Linked DNA regions of Homo sapiens: region 1 is linked to region 2. Evidence: chromatin loops called from intact Hi-C (ENCODE). Cell type or tissue: heart left ventricle. All regions are shown on one strand. Region 1 overlaps NCKAP1L (NCK associated protein 1 like). Region 2 overlaps TESPA1 (thymocyte expressed, positive selection associated 1).

Evidence for each region. Hi-C counts contacts between places; a loop is a spot of excess contacts. Peaks named below come from ENCODE experiments on the same cell type or tissue, not always from the same donor. Only the 100,000 strongest peaks of a DNase experiment are listed, where the experiment ranks them.
Region 1: it touches region 2 in a loop (8-fold over the local background); 2 of 110 quality-filtered maps call a loop at or near these places.

The regions. Positions count from the first base shown.
Region 1 is chr12:54,525,763-54,528,262 of GRCh38, reverse strand. It overlaps NCKAP1L (NCK associated protein 1 like), which reads right to left. Exons shown (of 31, transcript NM_005337.5): 21 at 1,517-1,735; 22 at 1-16. Among named protein-coding and RNA genes, the nearest start is that of PDE1B, 23 kb to the left of the region's middle. In heart left ventricle, a CTCF peak has its summit at 969 (motif pointing left); no DNase peak of the experiment used is centred here; H3K27me3 peaks cover 403 bases.
Region 2 is chr12:54,956,730-54,959,229 of GRCh38, reverse strand. All of the region lies in intron 10 of TESPA1 (thymocyte expressed, positive selection associated 1), which reads left to right. Among named protein-coding and RNA genes, the nearest start is that of TESPA1, 27 kb to the left of the region's middle. In heart left ventricle, a CTCF peak has its summit at 967 (motif pointing right); no DNase peak of the experiment used is centred here.

The sequences.
Region 1 (2,500 bases), 430 kb after region 2:
CAGACTTTCCAGGTACCTACAGGGTTGGCCAAGAAAACATAGATTAGGATCCAATCCCTTCTCCCTACCAGCATTCCCTACTACTACCACTGAGCTCAGAAAGAAAAACTCTGCAAAAGACTGGGGTAGGGAGAAGAAACTCAAAGAAGATGGCACAATGTTCTAATTAACACCCCAAGCTGATGGATCAAAAACAACTGGCAGTACTGGAATTCCACTTTGCCTCTAACCTGGAGGGTATTTTGCTATACCGTCAAATGCAATAGCATGCACTCCCCTCCCTCAACCACTGCTCTTTTCCAACAGCTGTATTCCCCTCACCCTTACCCTCTGTCAGGTAAGACAGGCTCAACCTGGCAAGAAAAAAGTCACTACTTAATTAGACTCCTTTGAAATATACTCTCAAACCTCCTGGGCAAAGAGGTACCTGTGAGCACAGGTCATCAGTCTCCAAATATTTCCTCCTGACCTCTGGGCAAACTTAAAGGAGCTGGGCTACAGCCAATGTGGGTAGAGGAGGGCTTGACCAACCCGCCTCTCCCAGGCACTTGCTCTGGGTCTGTATCTAATAGACATCACAAGCTAACTGTCAGTGGGCCAAACCCAGTCAAACTTTTTTTTTCCTTTGAATTTACGCTGAAACGGCTGACAGGGGAAGAGGGGCTGAATCACCTTCTCTGGCACCTATGGAAAATTCTTTGTCAAAATTTTGAAACAGATTTTTACATAAAATATAAGGATTTAGTAGGGCAGCAATCAGGTGGAGCTAAGCGGTGGCTGTTCCCTTTAGAGGGGTATTCTCTCACCACCTCCTCAAAGTCTCTGCCTGGCCCATGTGGCACATCCATTTACCTTTCCTGCCTGGCCCCAACTGGCATTTGCATTTGCAAACTTTGTTTCCCCTTGTTCTGGGGGGTTCTTCTTTGCAGCCTGTCGCCTACTGAGCTGATTTTGGGTTAAGAGCGCCACCCAGTGGCTTGGGGAGGTAGAAATCCAGCTCCTTTCCATTCCTTAACATGTCAAAGGAAACAGTGCTGATTCCCACCTTCTCCAGTTGCAGGGAGGAGGCTCCCTTCTCTATTAAGAACAATAGTCACATCTGGGGACAAGGAGACGTTCCAGAGAGATGGTAGTAGGCAGATGGTTTTCAGAAGGAGAAGTAAGGGCAAAAAGAGAAATAAGAGAACTTTGGAAAGAGGAAGAGAGATCATTTGAAATTGAAACAGTAAGAATCCAAAAAAGAAAGGTTAAGAACTAGATATTAGAGAGAAAAGGTCAAATAACTGCAGGGTAGGCTGAAGGATGTTCCAGTGAGGGTGAGAAGGAAACTTCGTGGTGGACAGAAGGGGATCTGGGCTTGTCTCAGGTTATTGCTCCATTCCTCAAGGAGAAGCAACCCTCCATTTTGGAGTCTATGACCCTGGGAGCTAAAATGCTCGGGCCCTGAGGTCCTACCGTGTAAAGGAAAAAGTGCCAACACAAAGTAAGGCAGTGGAAAAGCCTAAGCAACACTGACCAGTTTGTGTAGAGTGTGGTGATTGTCTGTTCCCCACAGGAATCCAGTGGTTGTGTCTGCTGCAGGAGGGCGTTGCGGATGACTCTGGAAGCATCTGCACCCAAAAACTGGGCCAGTGACTGTATGAAACCAATGTATGCTTTGACTCCTGCCAACAGCTCAGAAGGCCGTACGATCTCCTGGGTCGTGGCATTGTAGCCAGCCAGCCACACAATGGCTCTAGGTGATTTAAAAAAAAAAAATTAGAATTACAATCATAATGGCAAATACAGTAACAATTGTTGAGTGTATATTGTGTTCCAGGTGCTGTGCTAGGATTTTACTACACATATTATCTCATGTAAACCTCATAGTAACCTAATAAGCTAGAGACAGTTATTATCCTCATTTTTATAGATGAGGAAACTGAGACACAGAGATAATAAATCATTGCTGACGACCACACAGCTGGCAGTGGCAGAGCTGGGACTTGATTCCAGTAACATTTGATCCCTAATTACTGTGCTTTTCTTCCTCCTCTGGAGAAATAGCTCAGGTAGTAGAAGACCTGGGCTCTCTAATTCCATCTAACTCTACCTGACAGTTCACACCCTCTGCATTCCCAGTGAAAGTATTTATCTTTTCCCCTTGAAAAGAATTAGTTCCGATCACTGCCAGAAATGGAAAACCATGCTTAGAAATCCTTGGAAGTATATTATAATCCTGAGTAGCCATGGCACGCCAGGGCTGAATAGAGATCATGCGTGGCTGGCATGCAGCTATAGGCAACATTAGAGAGGGGAGAATAACTATCCACACTATATTATTGTAGGGGCACACCAGCAAGACCCCTCACCACTGGACCCCCAACTCCTTTCAAAATACCTCCCCCAAGTATCTGAGATTTCACAATTAGAGTCAGTCCTCTGACTAAGGACTTTTTTCCTTGTTAAAATGTAAACCACAGAGGAAAGAGGTAGTTTTTTGTTTGTTTTGTGTTTTTTG
Region 2 (2,500 bases):
CAGAGAGGATGAGAAGCACAGGTGAGAGTCACAATCCAGAGGCACAGTCTCACTGGAAGACTGAGACCTAACCATAAGACCATGGAACGCTTCCCTTCTCCCTAAACCTTACCACCACATTACTAAAAGCCTATTTACATCAATTTCTTTTACTCAGTACATCGCGTCCAGTTGTAAAAAAAAGACATAGTAAAAGGCAAAAACAGGTTGAAGAAACAGAGAAAACGTTAAAACCAGTCTCAGATATGACAGGGATGTTAGGATTATCAAACTGGAAATTTAAAACAACTAAAATGATAAGGGCTCTAATGGATAAAGTAGTCTGTGCGCAAGAACAAATGAACAGAGAGATGGAAATCCTTAGAGTAAAAAAAATGCTAGAGATAAAAAATGGTGTCACAGAAATGAGGAATGCCTTTGATGGGCTTATTGGTGGACTGGACATGGCTGAGGAAAGAATCTCTGAGCTTGAGACTATAGCTATAAAAACCACCAAAACTGAAAAGCTAAGAGAAGACTGAAAAAAATATAAGAGAATATCCATGAAATGTGGGACAGTTACAAAAGGTGTAACATATGCATAATGGAAATTCCAGAAGGAGAAGAAAGAGAGAAAGAAATAAAAGAAATATCTGAAACAATAATAATTGAGAATTCCCCCAAATGAATGTCAGATACCAAACCACAGATCCAGAGAGCTCAGAGAACACCGAAAAGAATAAACACACGCACAAAAAAACGCAAAAATCTACACCTAAGCTTATAATTTTTAAACTACAGAAAATCACAAGTAAAGGGAAAAATCATAAAAGAAGCCAGAAGGAAAAAACACCTTACCTATAAAAAAACAAAGATAAGAATTACATGCAACTTCTCCTCAGAAAATGTGTAGTATATACTCCACAAGTAGGTTCTTGCCAAGAATTGAATTTACTCTAAAATGCAACACTTTGCTTAAGTGTTGTTTGTCCAGCAGATGTCAGCCTTGCACAAGAAAAAAAATGCCAAGATGTTCCACAAAGCAGGCTGTGTGCAGGATTTATATGGTTATACATTCCTGGGCAATCTATGCAATGCAATGCCCAGAACACAAGTTCCTCTCACAAACCTGTCCCAACTTTGTCTAAAGGTCAGTATTTTAAAATATCAGAATTGAATTGCTAGGGAGAAAGTATTGCTAGGAGTCATACATTTCAAGTACCTAACTAGATTCCATTTTCTGCCAGTGATGGGGCTTCATTACAGCAGGAGAGGCAATGGTTTAAAATGCTGTATTTTATTGATTCTAAGGCACACATTTTTCCACATTTTAACATCTCTGAAATTAGGTTGTGCCTTAAAATTCATAGTGTCAGCCAATTTAGTTGTCTTTTTTTGCCTCCTTAAGTGGAATGTAAAATAATTATGAGTCTTACAAAAAATGGTTTATGATCATCAATGAAATAGCATAACTTTATAAATTAAATGCACTTTTTCTCTCAAGTAAGTTAGGAAAATATTTTGTGATTTTTTTCTATGATTACCTAGAAGAATAAGAGATCTCTTCTTTCCTGACGCAGTCTTTGGCTGAGGAAGGGGTCACAGTAGTTCCCAAATTTTTCCAATGTCCTGTGCATTTGTTTAACCATCTTTTCACAAAGCTATAACCTATTTCTCTCAATCCACTCCTCTATTACCCTTTAAGAAATCTCAAGAAGCGGAGAGAGCTATAGCAACAGCTCAGTACTGCCAATATTAAAGCCTGTGTGATAAATATGGAAGGGGGAAGTTCACTCACCACAATCAAAGGCAGAGCTAAGTGGGATAATTTTTTTCAGTTCTGCTGGGAAATAGTCCCACTTCTGCCTTTTTCAGAGTCTGTAATTATTTCCTGGAGATTAGTGATCTTCCATTATAATGTCGTTTTAAGTTCCAGGTATTAACTACTACTTGTTAGTAGTGGATAGGAAGTGGTAGCAGCACTCAGCCAGCCACCGTGTAGCGTTGTGCAGCCCATGCATTGCCCAGAGACACCCAGCTGAGTAGGCAAATGGGAATTAGAATCCAGCCCTACTGAGCTTGCCATCCAAAAACTCTAGGGCTTTCATCTTCTAAGAGCGAGCTCCATTTTTTTCTAATTCATTCACATAGGGTGAGTGCCTTTCTGTAATTAGCACAAGGGCACTGCTGTGGTTTGAATGAGTCTCGCAAAGTTGGTATATTGGAACCTTAACCCCCCATGCAGTGCTGAGAGGTCAAACCTTTGAGAGGTGACTAGGTCATGAGGGCTCTGTCCTCGTAAATGGATTAATGTCACTATTGTGGGAGAGGATTCGTTATCTCAAGTGAGCTTGTTATAAAACCAAGTTTGGCTGTGTCTTGCTTTCTTGCCCTCTCACGCTGTCTTCCCCCTCCATCTTCCGCCATGGGATGATGCTACAAGGAGGCCCTCACCAGATGCAGGCTTTTGACCTTGGATTTGCCAGCCTCCAGAATTGTAAGAAATAAATTTCTTTTCTTT